2 separate regions of the Homo sapiens genome follow, and region 2 is linked to region 1. Evidence: chromatin loops called from intact Hi-C (ENCODE). Cell type or tissue: heart right ventricle. All regions are shown on one strand. Links, peaks and the distances in the headings refer to the core of each region. The heading gives the core; the rest is flanking DNA. Region 1 holds the start of MYOZ2 (myozenin 2). Region 2 has its middle 53 kb from the start of MYOZ2.

Region 1 (17,234 bases), core at 5,470-13,469:
CATGCACCAAAAACAGAGCTATAAAATATTTAAAGTAAAAAAGTAGAACTAAAAGGAGAAATAGACAAATCTACAATTATAGTTGGAAACTTCAATCCCCCCATCTCAGCAGATGATAGAACAACTAGGCAGAAGAGCAGTAAGAATATAAAATTCTACAATATTAGCAACGAATAGGACTTAATTGACATTTATATTTTATTCAACAACAATAGAACACACATTTCTTTCAAGTGCCAGTGGAATATATATCAAGATAGACCATATCCTGGGCTATAAAATAAACCTCAACAAATTAAAATGGTTAAATTATTCAGATTGTTAGCGCTGATCACAATAAAACCGAACTAGAAATTAGTAACAGAATGATAACAGGAAAATCTCCAAACACTTGGAAACTAATCAACATACTTCTAAATAGTTCATGGGACAAAAAGGAAGTCTCAAAGGAAATTAAAAATTCAGTGAACTAAACGAATTTGAAAATACAGCATATCAAAATTTATGGGAAACAGTCAACACAGTGCTGAGAGGAATATTTATAGCACTAAATGCACAGTTAAAAAAGAAAAAAGTATCAAATCAATAAATAAGTGTCTACCCCAAAAAATCTAAAAAAAAAAGATGAACAAAATAAACTCAAAGCAAGCAGAACGAAAGAAATAGTAAAGATAAGAGCAGAAACCAGTGAAATAAAAAACAGAAAAACAACAGAGAAAATCAATGAAGTATGGAGCTGGTTTTTAAAAGATCAGTAAAATTGATAAATCTCTAGTAAGATTAACATGGAAAATATAGAGAAGACACAAATTAACAATATTAGGAACAAAATCAGAGATATCATTACAGACACTGCAGATAGCAAACAGATAATAAGAATATTAATACTACAAACAATTCTACATATAAATTCACATAAACTTGAGCACTTAGAAAAAATTGACCAGTTCCTCAAAAAGCACAAATTACCTCAGTTCACCCAACATGAAATGAGTACTTGATTAATTATATAACTATTCAGGCAATTCAATTTATAGTCTAAAAATCTCCTCACCCCACAAAAGGCTTCAGACTTAAATCATTTCACTGGAGAATTCTACCAAATATTTAAAGAACAATTATCACCAATGTCACATAATCTCTGCCCCAAAATAGAAGAGAGTTCTTCCTAGTTCATTTCATTAAGGTAATAATACACTGATACCAAAGCCAGAGAAAGACAACACACACAGACAGGCCAGGTGGGATGGCTCACGCCTGTAATCCTAGCAGTTTGGGAGGCCTGAGGCAGGTGTATTGCTTGAGCTCAAGAGTTCAAGACCAGCCTGAGCAACATGGTGAAACCAAGTCTCTACCAAAAACACACACACACACACACACACACACACACACACACACACACAGTTTTAGCTGGGCATGGTGGTGGGTTGGTCCCAGCTACTTGGGAGGCTGAGGTGGAAGGATCAGTTGAGCCTGGGAGGTGGTTGCAGTGAGCTGAGATCAGGCCACTGCACTCCAACATGGGAGACAGAGTGAGACCCTATCTCAAAAAAAAAAAAAAAAAAAAAAAACCACACACGCACACAGAAAAAATTACAAAACAATATCCCATATCCCACATACACGTAGAAGCAAAATCCTTAACATATTATTAGCAAATATAATTAAGCAATATATGAAAAGAATTTTATATCATGAGCCAGTGGGGTTTAATCCAGGGAGGCAAGGCTGTTTCACTATTCAAAGATCAATCAATGTAATTCACTATGTTAATAGGCTAAGGAAGAAAAATCACATTACTGTATCTTTGAGATCTAGAGCTAGGCAAAGATTCACCATGTTAATGGGCTAAGGAAGAAAAATCACTTTAGTATATCTTTGGGACCTAGGGCTAGGCAAAGAGTTGCTAAACAACACCAAAATCATGATCCATAAAAGGAATAATTGATAAACTGGACATCATCAAAATGAAAAACTTTTGCTCTGAGACAGACCCTACTAAGAGGATGAAAAGACAAGCTACAGAATGGGAAACAATATTTTCAAAACATGTAACCTTGAAAACAGTCTAGCATAAATACAGAACTATCAAAATTCACTATTAAAAAAGCAAACAATCCAATTAGAATGTGGGCCAAAACATGAAGAGGCATTTCAACTGAAGAAGATATACAGATGGCAAATAAGCATTTGAAAAGATGGTAAACATCATCAGTCACTAGGGAAATGCAAATTAAAATCACAATGATATATCACTATACACCTATCAGAATGTCTTTAATGAAAAATGATGACAGCACCATTTGCTGGTGAGGATGTGGAGAAACTGGGTCACTCATACATAGCTGCTGAAGATATAAAATGGTACAGACACTCTAGAAAACAATTTAATAAATTCTGTTATAAACTGAATGCAGAACTACCCTGCAATACTGGACATTTATCCCAGTGAAATGAAAACTTGTGTTCTTGAAAAATCATATACCCAAATGTTCATAGCATCTTCCTTCTTGATAATCAAAAACTGAAAACAACCCAGATGTACTTCAATGGGTAAACTATTAAAAACACTGTGGTCCATCCACAGCATGGTATTCAGCAACAAAAGGGAACAAATCATTGAGAACAAGACCCGGGTGAATCTCTAGAGAATTACACTGAATGAAAAAGCCATTCCCAAAAGGTTATATGCTGTATGATTCCATTTGTATATCATTCTTGAAATTACAGAAAAATTATAGAAATGGAGAGCAGAATAGTGATTGGTCAGGGTTTAAGGAGAGATGGGGCCTAGAGAGAAGTGGGTATGGCTATGAAAGGGCAACATGAGGGACCCTTATGGGAATGGAAATATTATGTCTCTTGACTGTATCAATGTCAATATTCTGGTTGTGATATTGTACTATAGTTTTGCTCGATGTTACCACTGGGAAAGGGCACATGGGATAGCCCTGTATTACATCTTAACAACTGCAGGTGAAACTATGATTATCTAAAAAAAACTCAAAATAAAAAATTTAATTAAGAGCTATCAAGCCATGAAAAGACATGAAGGATTCTTAAATGTATATTTCTAAGTAAAAGAAGCCAGTCGGAAAAATCTACTTACTGTATGATTCCAGCTATTTGACATTCTGGAAAAGACAAAACTAGAAGGTAGCATAAAGATCAGTAGTTGCCAGGGACTTGGAAGGAGGTAGAGAGAGACGGATGAATAAGTGGAGCATAGAGGATTTTTAGGGCCGAGAAACTATCCTGTGTGATGCTGTAATGGCAGATATACGACACTGCATTTGTGAAAGCCCGTAGAACTGCGTAACACAAAGAGTGAATCCTAATGTAAACTATGGACTTTAGTTAATGCTGTGGTTTGAATGTCTGTCCTTTCCAAAGCTCATGTTGAAATTTAATTGCCAGGCCAGGCGCGGTGGCTCACGCCTATAATCCCAGCACTTTGGGAGGCCCAGGTGGGCAGATCATGAGGTCAGGAGTTCGAGACCAGCCTGGCCAATGTGGTGAAACCGCATCTCTACTAAAAATACAAAAATTAGCCATGTGTGGTGGTGTGCACCTGTAATCCCAGCTACTCGGGAGGCTGAAGCAGGAGAATCGCTTGAACCTGGGAGGCAGAGGTTGCAGTGAGCTGAGATCAGGCCACTGCACTCCAGCCTAGGTGACAGAGCAAGACTCCATCTCAAAAAAAAAAAGAAAAAAGAAAGAAAGAAATTTAATTGCCATTGTAACAGTATTAAGAGCTCAGACCTTTAAAAGGTAATTAAGCCATGAGTACCCCACCCTCATGGGTGGGATTTGTGACCTTATAAAAAGATGAATTCAGCCCCCTTTTCTCTCTTGTCCTCTGCCATTTGATGACTCAGCAAAAAGACCCTCCCTTGATGCTGGCACCTTAATATTGGACTCCCTGGCCTCTGGAACCATGAACAATGTCTTTCATTATAAACTACCCAATCTCAGGTATTCTGTTATAGCAGCACAAAATGGAGTGCAACAGTTATCAATATTGGTTCATCAGTTGTTACAAATACACACTGATGCAAGATGCTAATAATAGAGGAAACAGCAGCGGGGAAGAAGTTTATACAGCAACTCATCGTACTTTCTCCCTCACTTTCCTGCAAGTCTAAAACTCTAAAAAATAAAGTCTATTATTAAAATGTTTAAAAATTTTTATACTTCTTCCTAATGCAATGCAGAACAGCTTTGTCTGGCTCTCTAGTATCCCCAAACAAAACAAAGCAAAATGCTGCACTTCACAGTCCCCAGGAATGGTAGAAATAGCCTATGGAAAAGGCATAAGAAAAACAGAGCAGAGTACATGAGGGTATTTTGCAACAATTTCCCGGGAGTTGCTCGTCAGCTTTGCTGAGTTCTACAGGGAATATTCACCCTTGCTTATTTGCAAGTGTTTGGAGTCTCTGTCACTATGTGTTTGGACCATGGAAGGATGAGCAAGTTTATTTTTTAGTGTGTCTATGAATATCCCTCAACATACTAGACAATGTGATGGGGATGCGATATTTCAACTTTTTGATTCTGGATTCAAAATAGCAAGTTCAATTTAGATTATAAAAGATAGAAGAGACGTTACGCTCTTGAGGTTATTTATATCCATTGTAACTGTATAGGGAAAATATGTAATGTTCTACTACTGCATATCTGTTTCCAGCTCTGCATTTAGTGCTTCCATGGTGGTAGCTTGAATTTGGCCATGGTGGAAGCATTTATACCACAGAAATTTGCAAATTCTACAAATCAAAACATCCCTACTGCTGCCCCATTCAAGAAGCAATTGTTAAATATATAATAGCATACTAATGGGCACATCCATCAGTGTCAGGGATGTATTGCATAAACAAATAAAACACACAAACAAAATTTTCCAAGGTTTTCTTCCCTTCCCTTCCCTTCTAATAGTTAAATTTATGATGTCACTGGAGCAAGGGTTTCAGAACCATTTGTGAGTTAAGGAATCTAATGCATGATCACTCTCATTACTTAAACTTTCAGAGTCAAGAACGCTGTCAGCTGAGCACACAGATTCTAAGTTCAGCTGTTGCCTGCCCTTCGCTGCAAACCCTTGCACAGGTTCTTAACGGTGTGTTTAATCTTGATGCTTGATAAATGATATGTTTTATTTAGAATACATATCCTTGCCTTCATGGCTTAGAAGGTTGTCTTTGTGGCATTAGATCATCTATTAAAAATAAGGCCGGGCATGGTGGTTCATGCCTGTAATCCCAGCACTTTGGGAGGCTGAGGCAGGTGGATCACCTGAGGTCAGGAGTTTGAGATCAGCCCTGCCAACATGGCAAAATGTCTCTACTAAAAAAATACAAAAATTAGCCAAGCGTAGTGGCAGGCACCTGTAATTCCAGCTACTCGGGAGGCTGAGGCAGGAGAATCACTTGAACTCAGGAAGTGGAGGTTGCAGTGAGCGGAGATTGCACCACTGCACTCCAGCCTGGGCAACAGAGCAAGACTCCATCTCAAAAAAAAGAAAGAAAGAAAGAAAGAAAATAATATGGTTAGGTGTACTTTCTTATTGGTGTCATTTATACTGAGAACTTCAGTTAGATGAGTTAATCTAATCCATAGTTTGCAAAGACACTCACTTACAAATAATTGTAGTACGACAAAAGACCTTTTGAAACTGTTCTACCATGATTGGCAACTGCAATTACTAGAGGGTAGCTAGCTGAAGCTTATTTGCTTTAGGGTGGGCTTATTGATTATCTGCATTTGCACAGAACTCTTCCTCCTGTCCCTGGACAGTTGGCCTATGTAATTGAATAATAGTCCATAAAATATGTTCTTCTATAAAGTAACATGTATGTACATATTACATATAACATGTAAGATCATAGTCCAGACTGTGATTTTGGATAATGCCTTAAAACTCCAATTGATAAAAAGTTCTGTGATAATTATCTCTACATAAAAAAGTTGATTTTGAATACCATCTGTGATTCTTTATTTTCTTATTTCATATGTCTCTGTCTTGATTTGAGTTCTAAGGCTATTTTATAAAGTTTTCAAAAATTTGTCATTAATAAAAATATTATTTAAAAACTGTATAAATCTATAAACATTCAAAAAATGACATTACCAATGTATTGAATTATACAAACAGAATAATCTAGTTCTGTTTATAGGATGTATGTCTAAAACATATTTGAGTGAAAAAGCCTTCAAAGAAAGTTAGGATGATGGAATAACATAGCTAGAATTGAACTCTGCAATTTCAACTTCAGTGTAAAATACAATTTAGCCTAGTTCTCTTGTACTCATTTTCTGGAGTGCCTTATTAGGGGTTAGATGCTCAGAAAACTTATGAATTCACAAGATATGACTGCACACCAGTTTTCAAAATAAAACATGCAAACCTTTCTAGCTCTTATTTTTCTTGGGGCTATGAGAATGCTAATGTGAAAATTAAAACAAACCACAGAAAATTACCAAACTTGTACACTGAATCATTAAGTTCTTCTTCTATAAACTTTATATATTTGATAGGAGGTATGAAAGGCCTTTTTGGCATCTTCATTTTGATTTTGAAGATTTGATTAGTTACAGTTTAAGATACACTCCTACAAGAGAAGTAAAAGCGGTCTTCATGTAATCTTTCATCTGAAATTCTAGACTTTGTACTTTTTCAAGGAGTCCTTGCAATTTATGTCAATATTATCATTTCCTTTGTTACTGATAGAGAAACTCAAACACACTGATGTTTGGTTTCTGCACATAGCTCAGTAAATTAGAATCATGGAATTTTATAATTAGATGTATCAGCAAATCCAGCCTTCCTCATTTTCTGTGTGAAATCTGATGTCTCGTCTGGAACCCAGGACCCCTGGTACCACATTAACAACAGCACTCCATTTAGAACCTGGGCTTCCTGTTTTTAGACCACAAAGCTAAGCTCTCTTCCTGAAGTTAAAAAAACAACCTGCCCAGTTCTCTTCAGTGTGCTGGGGAAAGCTGTTGCCCAGTCATGAGGAGAAAAAAACAAACAAACAAAAAACGTACCAAAAAAAGCCCTCCTGGAACCCAGGTGAGAGGACTGTAGGGTGACTGAAGCTTACTTAGGAGGCACTGTGGTCTTCTCTATTTATGAAGCTCTTATTCTAAACTGTCAGCAATATCCATGCTTAAAGTCAGGGAACATCATACTCCCAGTTCTTCTTATGGTTTTTAAAATTCCAATTCCTTTCCCCCAGCATTTCTAAACAGATGCCAGTTTCTCTAGAGTGCCTCTCCTTATTTCATTCTGATTGCCCCATCTCTTTATCAGTTTAATACTTCCTATCCTTTTATCCTTTCCTACCTCTCTCTCTTCATTCAGTCTTCAAGTTTCACATGAGATACTGAACAAGAGAAAAATATGATTAATACTGGAAAATATGTACAGATTTAGGGGTAAATTGCACAAGGCTCATGGGTGGGGACTATCAGAGGCCATCTTTTCTTGTCTCCACAACTAATTCATGCATAGATAATGGCAAATTATCTTTTGTCTTTTACAATAGCACTTGTTAGATGGTAACAACTGTGGCTGAGATACTTTTATATAAAGCACAGAGGTTTGTCTCACAAGAGTAACCAGGACAGCTTTACCATTAGCTCTGCTTCCGGCCAAGGTGATGATGATGGTAATCATAACTATGATATAATGAGGAAGGTAAATCTAAAAGCAGGCAGCCTGCATGTTTGGGATGCTTTTTATTAGTCAATTGTTGGGAGTGTAGTATATTTGCTTCTAGTACATAATTTGAAACCAAATCACAATGGATTCAAAATGAGCAACAATTTGGGGTTGTGATTAGTGGAGGCTGGGAGTTATCCACCTCTCACTCATTCTATGCAGTTAGCATTATAATCTATATGAAGAGAATTTTTTAATAATTCTTTGAGGTTATCACTCCTGATGGAATGAGGGCTCTGATGTAAAACTCCCCATTTCTGGTTCTTATATTTTTCTAGTGATTTATCTCAAAGACTCACCGGCTGCAATCTCTTTCCCCTACAAGAATGGGATTGAATTTCCACCTCATGTTAAGAGGACAACAAGTGATTTAGCCAACTCATTGTCACATTTTATACTCCTCCAAGCTAAATGTTTTGGTAAGTAGTAATAAAAATTAAATGAGTTATGAGGCTGAAAAAAAATTCTGATGCACAAGGGGAAAGGAGAGAAGGCAGGAGAAGGGGATTTCGACTGGAACATCCTTTTCAATTTATCTTTATAAAGGACAATCCAGGCAAAATTTGATTTATTTAGTCTTACAATTAAGATCAAAGCAGTTGCATGTTTTATCTTAAATTATCCAGATTTTTACTCCTGTAAAATGTTTGAAAGTTTGGAGGATCATTCCCAAAAAAGTTTCTCTGAAGTCCATTTTATTATGCATCCTGAGAAAAAATTATACTCCCCTAGCTCCAGATCTCTAAACATCATGCTATACACAAATAGTAAAGTTCCATATAAAATGTCAGAGGAAATAAGAGAAGAAAAATATTTGAGCGGTTTCATAAAGTACTGAAGTTATTTCATCTGGGATGAGCTTGGAAAGAGTCTGATTATCCCCATGTTATCTGAAATACTTGACATTCCAACAAAGACAGAGCATGTGACTCCTCTTAAGGGAGCTGGTACTCATCCAGTGACATGGGAGGGAGGGCTTCAGCTGACTTTACGTGGCTAGGATTTACTGGTGGTGAGATAGTGGTTTTGAGGGTTTCCCCCACTTTGATATATAATTGTGTGTTTTCTCCCACATATTTTTTATAAAAACAATAGTTATGTTTATAAAAAAAAGGAAAAAAAACTTCTTACCCTTATAGATCTATGTCAGAGCTAACAGTAGATTCCAACACATGATTTAGGCTAGAATACATTAAATGGACTGACTGTTTTATGATTAGGATGTCATTAGAAAATAATAACATGAAAGGTCTATTTTAAGGTAAACAATTTTGTCACAAACTCCAGTGATCATCTGATTTTTGCCACATTGATCAGAAAAGCTAAAAAATAATTTCAAGTAAACTACTTGAATCTGGAAACACAAAGATGCATGAAATTTTAAATAAGGCATGAATTTTGGAACTTTGGATTGGTATGAATTCAGTTCTGGTATCTGACTCAGAATTATTCTCATTTTATTCCAAGCTAATTTGACATTACAGTAAAACATGAGAACCAAGTTGAATCCAGTACAGTGGTTCTGTATTGCAGAAAATAGAAAACAACAACGGACCTCTTAGTTATGATTACATTGCGTGGGGAGCATCTAAAAGTCTTTGATTCTGTTCCTCTTGCTTTATGGAAGGTGTAATATGAAAACATTATGCTCAATACTCTTCCCGGGTCTCAAGCTTCTAGGTCTCAATATTGTAGTGGTGAAAGGCTGCATTCCTTGTCAATACAGGGGAAATAAGGAGGCATTCTGAAAATGCCACTAATATATCTGGAATGGCTCAAATCAGCTCCTAAGAGGACCTGAATATTTTTCTTAACATTTAAAACTGATGCTATACGTTGCTTATAAACAAAGTTGAATTTCCTTTATAAGAATCAAAATGCAAGTTATAAAGCATTGCTTTCTCAAGTTAGTTGCTAGAATTTAAAGAAAAGGAGAGAGTGAAATATTACCTTGCACGTAATATATATTAAAATTTTTTTGAGTCATATGCTTTGAGACTACAATAACTTTATATTTTCTCAGAAGTTACAAATAAAAGTAGACTTTGCACACAAAATATGTTAGTAAATCAATTAACAAATATGAAGGGTTAAATAAATAAGCAATAGAAATGGAGTTAAATAATAAGCAATAAATATGAATTCCAACTTAATAGCTTGATAAAAAAGATGATAGAACTTATTTTGAGTGATTTATATAATGTAAGGTAAAAGAAATCAAGCTAAACCATGTGGGATGGACAATAAAGACAAGATTGTATGAGACTTGTCCAGAAAAAAAAAAGAATCGAGAGTGATCTTAACTTATAATGTGGAAGGCAAGCCAAGCAGAATGTACATCAGCTGTCAGATTGCTTCATGCCTTTTACAGCAGTTGTTCCTCTGAAAATAGCTTCCAAATGAGAAAGGATGACTACAAAAGGATTAGTTACCATAGGCTTTTCTACACCCCCTAGAGCTCCAGGTTTGTTATGACAGAACAGCAAGAATCTAAAGGAAGTAAACTATGGAATATTAAACAACGTCAGGATGGAGCCACATTCATGCTGTGCTATATTAATGCTACGAAGGATTTTTATTGATACCATTTCCATGGACTTCCTTCATGATGGCTGTTGCTTGCTGTTTTCTCTGCTTCATCATAGTATTATGTGATAGCATGGTTTTTTTGTTCCCTGTTAAAAACAAAGGGACATTATTGAGGCAATGTGAAGAACTCATTTGGAGTGTCTTATAATCACTGTTTTGAAAGACAACATCTTTGTTCTTTATTAAAAAGTTATTATCGCTTGCTACTGAAAGACTTCAATACGCATTCCTTATCTGGTGACAGAGTATGTTATTCATTGACAGGCAATGTCACAGTGAACAGAGACCCAGTCTGGACATTAATACAATGATCATCAGGCAGTGAGAAACAATGAAATTGCTGGTCTCCTTTCCCCTCCCTCTCTTTTCTCCACAGTATTTTAGTCTGTCATTGTCTCCTCACTGGCCTTCATTTGTACCAGCATCACACTCCATCAATTCCAGCAAACTGTAAGAATGAAGAAGACACTAGACTAAACCAGAATTCTTTGGTGGTAGCATTTTAATATTGGCAACAGCTGCCCTTTAAAGCAGAGAATGCCCATTTATGAGTCACAACTCTGAATATCCTTGGACAACTGACTAATGAAACATTTTAGGAAACAACATACTCACCTTGCTGTTAGATTGTGCTTTTTCAGCGGGGATGAATCCCAGTTTGTGGAGGAAGACTCTGGAGATGGACTATGGATGGCACTTGGGCCTGATGGTTTTTATCCTTGAACCTGGGACAGCATGGTCCCTACTCTGACTCAAACTGGGGACTGAGCTTTTCTGAAGAGACTGGCATTCAGCTGACATCAACTGGCTATATATAGCACCAAATACTTTAGCTACTCATATCTTCCTGGCGAAAGGGAGGAACAGGGAAAGATTAGGCTCTCTCCATTGTGTTTCTAGTTTGTGAGATGGTTAAATGAAACGTTCATTGGACATGCAGAAAGTTTTTAGTGAGCACTTTCTGTTGAACAGATAGTAGCCAAAAGGGATTTTAAACACTTTTAAACATCTAGCTCTTATGTTACATGTTAATTGAGGTGGCAAGAGACACATGCATGAATCAGAACAGAATGATAGATTTTTCATAATTAAAATGAACAATATAGGCAGTAATATCTATGTAGACTCAAGAAGAAAGGAAGTAATGTGGGGTGGATCAATAGAGCCAGTTCTTAAGCTGTAGTGAGAACTCATGCTAGGTTGAGAAAAGTATGTAGTATTTGAATAGTGAACTCAGGAAGCATTTTGAAATGAACCATTAGAGGATAAGCCATGAAGCTGGGTAAAAGCTGAGACTCATAACTGGGTCATGCTTTTTGAAGGGCCTACAGAGACCAGTCCCTGCAAAGTTGACCAGTCTTTACAATGTCTAGGGTCAAGGATTTTCATTTGCAGGCCTGACAAGATTTGAAAGGTTTGCCTGTCAAAAGGTTTGGCCTCCTTGATGGTCCCTGGACACAAAAACGTGCTCTCATCTCTGGGCTTTTCCTTTTACTGTTTCCCCCTTTCCTTTTACTATTTCCCCCTTTCCCTGGTTGAAATGGTGTCCTCAACAGATAATCATTATGTTAATTTTGGTTTCCAAAATGAAAATAGATACTGTATTCCTTTTACTATTTCCCCCTTCCATACTTTCCCTCTACTCACATGGCACAGTCATGCATTCAGGACTCTGCTCAGATAACAATCCCTCATAAAATCCTTCCCTTATCACCTTGTCTAAAATATCACACTGTGCCACTCTCTAGTCCCTTACTCTGCTTCATTTTCTTTATATTTTTCTATTAGTTAAGATAAAAGTCAAATGGGAGTGACAGAAACCCCCCCAAAACAGAACTGTAAAAAGATGGAAGATGTTTCTCTCACAGGTAAGCTTAGTCTAGAAGTAAGTAATTGAGGGTTTGCATGACTGACATAATTATCAAGGGCTCAGTTACCCTCTAACTTTTTGCTCCACTATCCCTAAAATGCAGACCCCTTGGGCCTAATTGGCTGCCCCAGCTCCAGTCAGCATGCATATATTTCAACCAGCAGGAAAAAGAAAAAAAAATGAGAAGGGAACACTGTCTTCTTTTCAGAACATGTCTGATATTTTGTTCATACTTCTGTTTACATCCCATTGGGCAGAACTTAGCCATATAGCCGTACATAACTCAAGAAAGGTTGGGAAGTGTAGCTTCTATTCTAGGTGGTCATGAGCCCAATTAAAATTCATACATAACTTACTAACAAAGAAATAATTGTTGCTGAGTGACAACTCAGTTTTTTCACTAAGAACATGCCAACATTATTCTATCTATCTATCTATCTATCTATCTATCTATCTATCTATCTATCTATCTATCTAGCAAAAGTTTATGTTATGTACAATTCTAAAGGTTGAAATGGCGTCCTCAACAGTTTTACTAGCACCTGTAATCCCAGCTACTCTGAAGGCTGGGGTGGGAAGATTGCTTGAGTCCAGGAGGTAGAGGTTGCATCTATTTATGTGATATCTCTTTTTTCTACTAAACTATGAATCCTATAATGGCTTGGGCTTTGTATCTTCAGCAGTTGGAATTGTATCTGGCATATGGTAAGCACTCAATATTCATTGAATGAATGAATAAATGAGTAGGTTGGAGATTAACTGCAGAATGCATTAAAGGTTTGGCATGAGTTTGGAATTCAAATGAACAGTCGCTTGAATGTACAAAGGTGGTGGCTATTTGTGGGAGGAATTGTATTTTATAAGATTGAAATCGGTTATACATTTTGGTGCCTGATCATAGGATTGAAAGTTTAAGGTTGTAAATCACAGCACTTTGGGAGGCCAAGGTGGGTGGATCGCTTGAGCCCAGGAGTTTGAGACCAGCCTAGGCCAGCTAGCAAAACTCTGCCTCTACCAAAAAAGCAAAAACAAAAACAAAAAACCCAAAAATTAGCCAGGTGAGTGGCATGCACCTATAATCTCAGCTACTCCAAAGGCTGGGGTGGGAAGATTGCTTGAGTCCAGGAGGTAGAGTTTGCAGTAATCCATGATCAAGCCACCGCACTCCAGCCCGGGCAAGACCAGACCTTGTTTAAAAAAAAAAAAAAAGAGAAAGCTAAAGGTTGTAGATAGCAGGTTTAAGCTAATCTAGCTAACCTATTGCAATTGTTTCTAAACAAACCATTTGCATTGAAAGTATAATTAGGTATCAAATGAGAAACAATTTTGCCAAAGCAAATAAATTTAAATTCCCTCTCAAAATCCCTTGAGTGCCCGTATGTTCCTGGCTGTAGCCTTTACCATAGTATGCTATTAGACAAGTCTTTTAAACTCTGTTTTCTCATCTGTAAAATGGTGATTACAGTATCTATCACATAAAGTCATGGACATTTTACATGGGACAATTTAGAAATTCCTTATACTTAGTAAAAATTTAATAAATGATTTTTTTCCTTTTGCTATTATTATTTCTGCAATATGGTAGGATTTAGAATTTTAGAGTAATCAACTGCATTATTCAGTTAAAAAAACCAAAGATTAAGAGAGTTCTGGTTTTCCTATTTGATCATCTTCATATGTTTCCAACTTTATGTTACATACAGTTCTAAAGGTTGAAATGGTGTCCTCAACAGATAATCATTGTTATATTAATTTTGGTTTCCAAAATGAAAATAGATACTGTATTTTAAAAGATTGTAAAAGTTTTAGTGAATATAAGGTCTTACACCTTTTTGTCTATTTTTCAAATAGATTGTACTTAAAATTCTCTTGCCTTATTTTATAAGTTCATTCTGGTCTCTGAGTTATTATCTGTTCTGAAAAAGAAGAAAGAACAAGTCACTGATGTTGCAGTCTTAAGATGGGATATGCTATCCATGTGCTTCACAGCACAAATGGTGAACTTTAAACAGAACTTTAATGGTTATTTACAAAGCATTTTCAGGTGGTCCATACTGAAAGCCAATGCCTTTTAATTTTAAATCAAGTCACAGTTAATCGATTTCTATTTCATCTGCACAGAGATCTGGTACTAGACAAAATTAAAATTCAGCCCAAATTCGTCATACTGAGATCATCGTTTGTCCTCAGCTCACACCCTCCCACCCCATGACCACACACACACACTATAGACTAGAAAAGGATGTCTCCTACCCCCAGAGACTCGATTCCTACCCTTGCCCTACTACTCATTCCTTCCCTTGAAGCTTCTCCTTCACCCCAGTTTAAGCAGAGTAGTACTTTATCTTTCTTTCAAGGCCCGAAGTATTTTAAAATAACTGGTGCTAAAGACAGAAGATACAATCTTTTCTTACAGGCAAAATAATAGGATTCTAATGGCAGAAACTTGTGCCTTAGGAGGCTAGTGAGAAAGAAGTTTTTGACAGAGATTTTCAACACCTCTATAACCAAACTATTTCCACTGCCGGGGCTGGCCACAGTTGCATTTCCAACTCCTTCACCACTTGCCAAAAGAGAAAAAAAGATTAAATAAAGTGACTTTTATTGCTATATTGCTACCTAACAAAAATCCACATCATGAGGACTCATGAAAGGCAACCTTATTCAGCCAGTGGTAAACATGAGCACTTTAGCCAACTGGTAAACAAAGTCTACATCGACCTTCCTCTAATTGAGCACTTGTTTTTTAATTCTGTGTTTCTCTTGTCCCATTGACAGTCTATATTAGGTGGCTGTGGGCAGTTAGAGATTAGGGGAGGATTGGGGAGGTAGGCAGAATGTGGGAACTCACCGTTTGCTAGGTGGGCAGACAAAACATTGCCATTATTGAGGCTCGGCTCTGGACTGAGGCACACATAACCCAAACAGGACAGCTGCCAGACCAGTGTTGAGTGACCAGTCTGAGGGGACAATCAGTTCTTTACCAGCCTTCAGGGCCTCAGTTACAGTGCTAACTCTGGGAGGAAGGAATCTGTTTGAAAATATAACAAAGGTGGTGTAAACAACTCACCTTTGGTGAGATTGTCTATGGAAGCATGGCCTTCGGTTTGTGCAAAATACTCTGTGCTTCATTCTTGATGCATAATTGGCCTGCTGTGTCTTCCATGGTTTCTATTTTCCTACACTGAGGAGGATCCAGCCTATAACTGACCTCCTTAGCAGGCCATAGCAAGGGCAGAATAGGAATAGGCATTGACGGGGTAATCATTCTACCAGCTAATGTGGGACAGCACAAAAAAGACAGATGAGTTTTCAACTGGTCTCATTACCATAAAGGCCTAAGGGTAACAAGAGTGTTAAGAGGAAAAATTCCAACCACTATTCAGTTAATGTTTGCTAGGCACGGTTAGCCCTGTTTTACAGATAAGAAAACTGAAGTTCTGAGAGAGTAAGTAAAACCCCCAAAGCGTCATACTTGTATGTTACAGAGACGGAATTACAAATTGGTTCTGTCTGATCTGAAGGCTTTTGTTTTTTTCACCATATTGTGCAGACATCTCTGTTTCCTTCATCTTCTCTAAATACCTCTGCATTGATATCTATATAACAAAAATGAAGCAGAGTTGAGAATTGTCAGAAAATTCTCCTTACTAATTTCCTCTGGAATTTAACATCCTAATATTAGGTTTATTTGGGGTGAGGTGCTTTTTACTTATAATATTTGTGGCTCTTTTCCAACTCATGTTTTTCTTGTTTGCAAACTTCTAGAGTTCCTCATGATGTCTATTCTCAGGGTGCTTTCCTTTCCTTCAGCTGTGCAAATACTAAAGTGATTAAAATGCCTAACATAAACAAATGGAAGCCATTTGCTGTGCAGACCTCTCCTTCCTTTCCTGGCCCATGTACCACACCATCACAAACACACTTACCACCTTCACTGCCAACAATGAGAATTAAATCTAACTCCATCCAAATAATTTGTTCATATGAAAGCCCCATGTTATACCTGTCTTTCTTTGTAAATTTATTTCTTTTACCGAAGTATTTCCTTCTAAGCTCTTAAATCGAGCCTTAAGATAAGCTGGGAAGAAGAAGGGATAAGCAGAGGCTGATGACCAGCTTGTCGAGGACATGAGCTAATGTAATAGGGTTGGGAACTTGGAAAGAAAGTTTCAAATACAGGAATATTAAGAAACAAGCTGCCAAAGCAAACCGCAAGTCACTTTTTTCCTTTGCTTGCATAATCCCAACACTTATCCAGAACTTTGTCACATTTCCTTTCACAATTAGAGCCAGGCTATAGTTTTCCTATATAGTACAGATTCAAAATACTGAAACTTTTTAAGTTTTCTCACCTGCAAGAAAATCTCGTCCTTCTCTTACATACAAATTTAGCATGACCTAATTAAGTTAAAAAGTTCAATAAAGAAAACATGAAGCTGTTTGTTCAAAAAAGAGTATATACAGGCCAGGCGCGGTGGCTCACGCCTGTAATCCCAGTACTTTGGGAGGCCGAGATGGGCGGATCACGAGGTCAGGAGATTGAGACCATCGTGGCTAACACGATGAAACCCCGTCTCTACTGAAAATACAAAAAAATTATCCGGGCATGGTGGCGGGCGCCTGTAATTCCAGCAGCTACTCGGGAGGCTGAGGCAGGAGAATGGCGTGAACCCGGGAGGCGGAGCTTGCAGTGAGCCAAGATTGCGCCACTGCACTCCAGCCTGGGCGACAGAGCAAGACTCCGTCTCCAAAAAAACAAAAAACAGAAAACAAACAAACAAAAACGTATATACAGCTGGGTGCAGTGGCTCACACCTGTAATCCCAACACTTTGGGAGGCTGAGGAGGGTGGATCATTTGAGGTCAGGAGTTTAAGACCAGCCTGACCAACATGGTGAAACCCTGTCTCCACTAAAATACCAAAATTAGCTGGTCATGGTGGTGGGTGCCATAATCTTAGCTACCCGGGAGGCTGAGGCAGGAGAATCGCTTGAACCCAGGAGTCCGAGGTTGCAGTGAGCCAAGATTGCACCACAGCACTCTAGCCTA
Region 2 (8,391 bases), core at 3-8,002, 55 kb after region 1:
GTGCTTGGAGAAGGGTTTCTTTCCCATTGCTGTTTCTAAGATGGCCTTTGTTATTTACTCTCTCTTTTATCCACTGCTTATTACTTTCCTGGAACTTATTATTTATTTGTTATTTTTATTATCTGTATTTCTTGCTACAAGCACCTCCATGAGGGCAGAAACCTTATCTACCTTTTCACCACTGTTACCCTTTTGACTAACAGAGTACCTGGCACAAAATATAAACATAATAAATATTTGTTGGAAGAACTAAAAGACTGAATGAAGTCTATTGTGGCAAAATTGGTTTGGAGATCAAGAAACCATAGCACTCTCAGTTTATTCATCTATTCGATAAGCATGTATTATGGACCTCCTATAAGTCATTCACGTATTCTTTAGGTGTTGAAAAATAAAAGGTGAGCAAGTCGTCATCTCTAACATTGACTAGAAATGAAGTGTTATGGAAATGCAGAGGAGGGAGTGACTAACTGCTTAAAGAATGAAATACTTTAATGAGTGATATTTGAGTTGCTTTTTAAATTTTATTTATTTATTTATTTATTTTTGAGACAGAATCTTGCTCTGTCACCCAGGCTGGAGTGCAGTGGCATGATCTTGGCTCACTACAACCTCTGCCTCCTGGGTTTGAGCAACTCTCTTGCCTCAGCCTCTTGAGTAGCTGGGATCACAGGTGTGCATCACCATGCCCAGCCAGTGTTTGTATTTTTGTTAGAGGCAGGGCTTCACCCTGTTGGCCAGGCTGGTCTTGAACTCCTGGCTTCATGTGATCCACCTGCCTCAGGCTCCCAAAGGGCTGGGATTACAGGTGTCAGCCACTGCACCTGGCCCTTGAGTTGCTTCTTGATGGATGAATAGGGTCACAAGCTGGGAAAAGAGAAGAATACTTTAGACAGAAGAGCATGCTCAAACATATAAAGAAGGAAACATAAACAGTAGGATTGGGGAAATAGATTGGCTGGTTGGAGTAGTGGTTCAAAGGGGAGCTGGGAAGATAGATAGATAGACTTGTGCTTGATAAGGCGGTACTGGGCTTTTCAGGAAGGAAAAGGAAACAATTTTGAGAGTTTAAGTGGTTCAACATTAACAGATCTAAGTTTCAGAAATATAATTATTATAGAAAAAAGAATAAAATTGGAGGCAGGGAGACATCGATGGGCTATTTTTATTTTTAAATTTTAAAAATATATTTAGAAGATACAGATGTCGTTTTGTTACGTGGATATATTACATAGCAATGAGATCTGGGCTTAACCCTCACCCAAATAGTGTACATTGTATCCAGCAAGTAATTTTTCATCCTTCACCTCTCACACACTCTCCCACCCTTCTGTCTCCAATGTCTATTATTCCACTCTTTATGTCCACGTGTACCTATTAGTTAGCTCCCACTTGGGAGTGAGAACATGCGGTATTTGACTTTCTGTTTCTGAGTTATTTCACTTAAGAGAATGGCCTCCAGTTCCAACCATTTACTGCAAAAGACAAAATTTCAGCCTTTTTTTATGGCTGATTAGTATTCATACACAGACACACACACACACACACATATTTGTATATATATTTCACATTTTCTTTATCTAATCATCTGTCGATGGACACTTAGGTTGATTCCTTATCTTTGCTATTATGAATAGTGCTGTGATAAACATACAGGTGCAGGTATCTTTTTGATATAATGATTTCTTTTCTTTTGAGTACATACCCCAGTAGCAGTATTGCTTGGTAGATTGAATGTTAGACCTATTTTTAGTTCTAGGAGAAATCTCCATGCTATTTTCCATAGACATTGTATTAATTTACATTCCCACCAACAGTGTATAAGCATTCCCTTTTCTCCACGTCCTCACCAACATCTGTTGTTTTTCGACTTTCTAATAATAGCCATTCTGACTGATGTAAGAGAGTATCTCATTGTGGTTTTAATTTGCATTTCTCTGATGATTAGTTATGCGGAGCATTTTTTGATATGCTTCATGGACATTTGTATGTCTTCTTTTGAAAAATGTCTGTTGAGATGTCCTTTCTCCACTTTTCGATGAGGTTATTTGTTTTGTTGTTGTTTGAGTTCCTTGTAGATTCCGGATATTAGTCCTTCCTTTGTCAGATGCATAGTTTACAAATATTTGCTCCCATTCTACACGTTGTCTGTTAACTCTGTTGATTATTTCTTTTGCTGTGCAGAAGTGTTTTAGTTTAATAGGTCTCATTTGTCTATTTTTTGTTTTGTTGCATTTGCTTTTGAGGTCTTAGTCATGAATTATTTACCTGGGCCAATGTGCAGAAGAGTTTTTCCTGTATTTTCTTCTGGTATTTTGAAGTTTCAGGTCTTACATTCAAGTCTTTAATCCATCTTGAGTTATTTTTTGTATATAATGAGAGACAGGGGTCCAGATGCCATTGTAATAGCTCAAGTGACAGATGATGAGGGCCTGGAGTTGAGTAGTAGTACAAGGAGTAGAGAAAAGTATTTCTGCACTCCACTGGGAGACCTTGGGTATGTGGTTCTAGCTAGATCTCCATTTCCTTTCTGTAAAATGAGTTTTGACTAGATAATGTCTGTGATTCCTTTCAGCATGATGATCTCTTACGTGCCTTAGAATTTTTCTTTTGCTATAAATGTATCTGTCTAGTTTCCCATACATGGGAAGAGATGTCATCTATATCTTTCTATCATGTATATATAGACAAGCATATATAGACTATGGAGAAAGATTCAAATTCAAATCCCATATGTACTAATTTCTAGTGGTATGACCCTGTCACTTATTTATGCATTCTGTGCCCCAGCTGCTTCATCTGTAAAATGGGGATAGCAGTACCAGCCTCAAAAAGCTAAGGAGACTAAATGAGACAACAGAGCTAAATTATTTAGTATAGGGTTTGTTAAATTGTGGGTGTCTATAAAGGTATCTATCATCACTGTCCTCATCACTATCATTGTTATCATCATCTCATCATCATCATTATCATCATCATAATCATCTTCACTCTTTCTACCTAGGAAAGTGCTTAACACCTAGAAAATACTTAATGCATTCCTGATGATTGATTGGATGAATGCAGTAAAAGAGAATAATAATTCAGGTAAATTATGCCAAATAAATCTCTACTTAAGCTTTTCCTTCGATTATTTGAATATGATTTTTGTTAATTATATGAAAATATATAACAACAGCTAAGTCTCCAGTGTAAATCTTCACCTTGCCATATTTAGGAAGCTTCATTTGGAATGACATATGTGATGAAATTAGAGTAGATCATAAGAACATGTGGAAGAATTGCCTGGGTTTTCTGACACATTTTCCAATTATTTCTGTTTGTTTTTGGAAATCCATAATGATTAAATTCTTGTAAATTTTTTTGTCATAGATTTTCACACATAATTAATTGAAAGATTTTTATATCATTCTTGGGCTTTTACTATTTGTGTGGGTATAACAGATGGGCAATTCTCAGATTACAGAGCTGCTTTTGTTAGAATGAGTTACTATTGTAGTCAACTCTGGCTTTTTCTGTTTTACTCTTTTAGAAGCACACGTTATTATACATCTTGCATTACTATGTTCTCCTTCATTTTATGTTTCTCCATTTTGGGAGAATTTCAGAACGATGATAATAATATAGTGCCACCTAAAATTATCCCCTCAATTGACAGTGACCTCACCTCTGTCTGTACAACAGGAAAGGAGGAGGGATGTTAACACAGGCCACGTCTGGAACAAGATTGGTTCAGGTCTATACATAAGTACCTTAAAAGCTTAAGATGGACTCTATAGTACAGCAACAGTAATGTTTGAAAATGGCATTGTGCCAAAGGTAGGATAATATTGCCATCTTAAATCTAGCAGATGTGAGTGAAAAAAGCTCTGCAATTAATTCTTTGAAGAAAGAACTCAACATTGAAAGGAAAGAGAACCTGTTCTCATTCTGCCTTTTAAAATTCCTCCTGAATTTCATTACATGGTCTGTTGTTTTCGTAGTCTGTGAGTTTTGAGGACTTACCAACGATATTCCTGTTTTAGTTCTAATCTTTAAAAAATAATTTTGATATCTAAGCATTTTTGTGGCATATTTAATTTTAAATATTTTTGAATCAGGATTCAAGATATTTAGCAAAGTCTTGGATTATCCTGCAGCAAAAGGAACTAATCATTCCCTTTTTTTTGAGACTACATGACTTGATCTGCCAAATGAAAATTTAAAAAAATACTTATTCTGTCAACTGGAAAATAAATGTTCCAAAGACTGTAACTACATCTCTGGCACTCATTGATGGCCTGGAGGAAGGTCGGGTCATCCCAGTGCTCACTAAGCCATCACTGTCTTCCCAGAAACTAAGGAAGCATGCTGCTGGAGGTCACCCAGCACCGCTGTCTATTCTCTACTCTGTTGAAAGAATTTTAAAGAGGTGGCAGCTGGCAGCGATAGTGTGTGTTTGAGATGGGGAGGATGATGAGATAAGAGGAAGAATCACAGTGTCAGAGAATGGTGGGCAGTAATGGGGAGGGAAGGAATGCTTTTGGAATATTCTGGTGTTGACTGATTTACTACAGAGTGTTCTTATGCCTGCCTTTCCAGGTGGAAAGATTGGACAGCCTGTGTGTTCTGCCTTCCTCTTGTCCTGCCCTTTCAAATCTATCTCCCTCAGTGCTGCCAGAATGAACTTCCTACAACACAGGCTTGATCATGCCAACTTCTTGTTTAAAATCCTTTAATGGCCCCATGGTTGCTCTATAGCAGGAAAAGGCAAAACTATAGCCAATGAGCCAAATTTGGTCAAACACTATTTTGTATGGATAGCAAATTACAAATGGTTTTTACGTTTTTAAGTGGTTAGAAAAAAAAAACAAGTATTCTATTCCATGACTTGTGCAAATAATATATAATTCCAATTTCAATGTCTATGAATAAAGTTTTATTGAGCCATGATCATTCACTTTTATATTGGACATGGTTACTTTGCACTATAAAGGCAGAGTTGAATTCAGACTCAAAGGTTCCTTAAGCCTAAAGTGTTTACAATCTGGCTCTTTACAGAAAAAGTTTACTCTGCCCTATGGGGAAAAAAATCCACTGCTTTCTGATTCTCACTTTATTATTCAAGACTAACAGAGAGCTGCCTGGAATATTCCAGCACTGTGCTGTTCCTTCTGTCTGGAATGGCCTGCCTCTAGGCTATTCTCACCCTCTACCAGTTACTACTCCTCAGCCTCTAAGACTCTGCCATAAATCCCTCCAGGAATCTGCTGTGAGAATCCTTCCACTCCTCATGCACCAATCTTTCCACATTAAAGTTTGGATTTTTTCTTTTATTCTTGCTGTGTTCTCATAATACTCTGTGTGTAATCCCATCATTGTTCTTCTCTCTTTACATTGTACCCTCCCTAGAACTGTCAGCTCCCTGGGGACAGAGGTCACATTTTATTCACTAGTGTACTCCTAACATCAAACACTGCATAAGCCAAGTAGGTAAATAATTGATGACTAACGTCAAAGATTCTTTGCTTGGCCAAACTTTAGTCAGGCTTCTGAGTCTTCTGCTAGGTCCATTTGTATACTTCCTTGTACAATCCAGTTTTAGCAAAGAATCCTGCTAAGTTAGTTTAGTAAGAACGCTTATCCTTGATATCTGGTCATACTTGGTATGAGCAGGTTCTTTATCTTCCATCATCCCCAAGGTGATGTCTGATCAAGAATCCCATTTAGTTGGTTTAGCCAGCATCCTCTTACTGCCCCTTGGCTATAAATTCCCACTTGCCTATGTTGTATTCATGGTTGAACCCATTCTCTCTCCCCACTGCACTTCCCCACTGCAATGGTCCCTATACCTATTGCAATGGTCCTGAATATTAAAGAATATTATGAAGTAATTTTTTCTTTAACAGTTATTGTGCTGTGACTCAGATAGGATTAGACTCATCATTGGACCCCCAGGACTCTCACCTAGGACACTGAATGTGTGCCTTTCCTTTGTCTTCTCTCTTGACTGACTGAGGATTCGCTGGTAACTCAGACTTCTGAACCATTGTTCCAGACAAACATTCCTTGAAGCTGGCAAGGACAGATGTTGATTCTAAAGGTATAAGTATACTTTTTGGGGCTGGGTTCCAGTCCCCAGGCTTCTTTTGAAAGGTATCTCTTGGGCTGGAAGCTCTTCTTCCTGCCTCCTTTTTGGGAGTGGGAATTATTCCCCAATTCCCTGGGCTAGAAATCTCTTCTTCCTGGCTTTCTTTTCCTGAGTGGGGATGATTCACTGACTATGAGCTGGAAGTCCTTTTCCTAGCTCTGTAAGACCTCTCTATTCTGTTTCCTCTGTCCTTTGTATTGGGTCTCATGGGAACTTCTCTGTCACCTGAAATCTCTCTTCTTGAACCTCTGCTGACAATCTGCTCTGCCAGCAATGTCTACTCCTGCTAGCACCTTTCCCTTCCCACCCCAGCTCCTTGGTCACTGGAACTTTAGGCACCCTACCCTCCACTGGGGACTCTCAAGGGATTCAGAGTTCCCTCAAAGGCAAGTACTTGAGGTTGAAAAGAGAATTTAAAAGGAACTATTGGGAAACTGGGAAAATGAAAAAAAATTAAATCCTTCTCCACAAATATTGGTAAAAAGCTTTAGCCCTTATTGAATAGGTAAGCTTGACTTGTGCCATTTTTGTCAGAAATACAATTTGGTTAAAAATATAGAGATAAACCAGTGAGTTTCTATTACTTTGTTTTACTGCTTCATGACTAAAATTTTTACATTTTTCAATTGATACATAATAATTGTACATATTTATGCAGTGCATGAGATTTTTTATGTTCTTTTTTTTAATTTTATTTCCTTATTATTATACTTTAAGTTTTAGGGTACATGTGCACAATGTGCAGTTTTGTTACATATGTATACATGTGCCATGTTGGTGTGCTGCACCCATTAACACGTCATTTAGCATTAGTTATATCTCCTAATGCTATCCCTCCCCACTCCCCCCACCCCACAACAGTCCCCAGAGTGTGATGTTCCCCTTCCTGTGTCCATGTGTTCTCATTGTTCAATTCCCACCTATGACTGAGAACATGCGGTGTTTGGTTTTTTGTCCTTGTGATATTTTACTGAGAATGATGATTTCCTGTTTCATCCATGTCCCTACAAAGGACATGAACTCATCATTTTTTATGGCTGCATAGTATTCCATGGTGTATATGTGCCACATTTTCTTAATCCAGTCTATCATTGTTGGACATTTGGGTTGGTTCCAAGTCTTTGCTATTGTGAATAGAGCCACAATAAACATACATGTGCATGTGTCTTTATAGCAGCATGATTTATAGTCCTTTGGGTATATACCCAGTAATGGGATGGCTGGGTCAAATGGTATTTCTAGTTGTAGATCCCTGAGGAATTGCCACACTGACTTCCACAATGGTTGAACTAGTTTACATTCCCACCAACAGTGTAAAAGTGTCCCTGTTTCTCCACATCCTCTCCAGCACCTGTTGTTTCCTGACTTTTTAATGATTGCCATTCTAACTGGTGTGAGATGGTATCTCATTGTGGTTTTGATTTGCATTTTTCTGATGGCCAGTGATGATGAGCATTTTTTCATGTGTTTTTTGGCTGCATAAATGTCTTCTTTTGAGAAGTGTCTGTTCATACCCTTCGCCCACTTTTTGATGGGGTTGTTTGTTTTTTTCTTGTAAATTTGTTTGAGTTCATTGTAGATTCTGGATATTAGCCCTTTGTCCGATGAGTAGATTGCGAAAATTTTCTCCCATTTTGTAGGTTGCCTGTTCACTCTGATGGTAGTTTCTTTTGCTGTGCAGAAGCTCTTTAGTTTAGTTAGATCCCATTTGTCAATTTTGGCTTTTGTTGCCATTGCTTTTGGTGTTTTAGACATGAAGTCCTTGCCCATGCCTATGTCCTGAATGGTAATGCCTAGGTTTTCTTCTAGGGTTTTTATGGTTTTAGGTCTAACATGTAAGTCTTTACCCCATCTTGCATTAATTTTCGTATAAGGTGTAAGGAAGGGATCTAGTTTCAGCTTTCTACATATGGCTAGCCAGTTTTCCCAGCAACATTTATTAAATAGGGAATCCTTTTCCCATTGCTTGTTTTTCTCAGGTTTGTCAAAGATCAGATAGTTGTAGATAAGCGGCATTATTTCTGAGGGCTCTGTTCTGTTCCATTGATCTATATCTCTGTTTTAGTACCAGTACCATGTTGTTTTAGTTACTGCAGCCTTGTAGTATAGTTTGAAGTCAGGTAGCATGATGCCTCCAGCTTTGTTCTTTTGTCTTAGGATTGACTTGGTGATGCGGGCTCTTTTTTGGTTCTATATGAACTTTAAAGTAGTTTTTCCCAATTCTGTGAAGAAAGTCATTGGTAGCTTGATGCGGATGGCAT

What was found. Hi-C counts contacts between places; a loop is a spot of excess contacts. Peaks named below come from ENCODE experiments on the same cell type or tissue, not always from the same donor. Only the 100,000 strongest peaks of a DNase experiment are listed, where the experiment ranks them.
Region 2: it touches region 1 in a loop (2.0-fold over the local background); 6 of 110 quality-filtered maps call a loop at or near these places.

What each region holds. Positions count from the first base shown.
Region 1 is chr4:119,129,676-119,146,909 of GRCh38, reverse strand. It overlaps MYOZ2 (myozenin 2), which reads right to left and starts at 11,078. Exons shown (of 6, transcript NM_016599.5): 1 at 10,928-11,078; 2 at 10,309-10,398. The coding sequence starts at 10,384. It overlaps LOC102723967 (a long non-coding RNA gene), which reads right to left. Exons shown (of 3, transcript XR_001741422.1): 3 at 13,356-14,098. LOC105379404 (a long non-coding RNA gene) reads left to right here. Exons shown (of 2, transcript XR_001741421.2): 2 at 1-659. In heart right ventricle, for the core only: a CTCF peak has its summit at 10,194; no DNase peak of the experiment used is centred there; H3K4me3 peaks cover 5,640 bases; H3K27ac peaks cover 7,851 bases.
Region 2 is chr4:119,078,220-119,086,610 of GRCh38, reverse strand. No RefSeq gene overlaps it. Among named protein-coding and RNA genes, the nearest start is that of MYOZ2, 53 kb to the left of the region's middle. In heart right ventricle, for the core only: no CTCF peak of the experiment used is centred there; a DNase peak (open chromatin) is centred at 4,393; H3K27ac peaks cover 2,091 bases.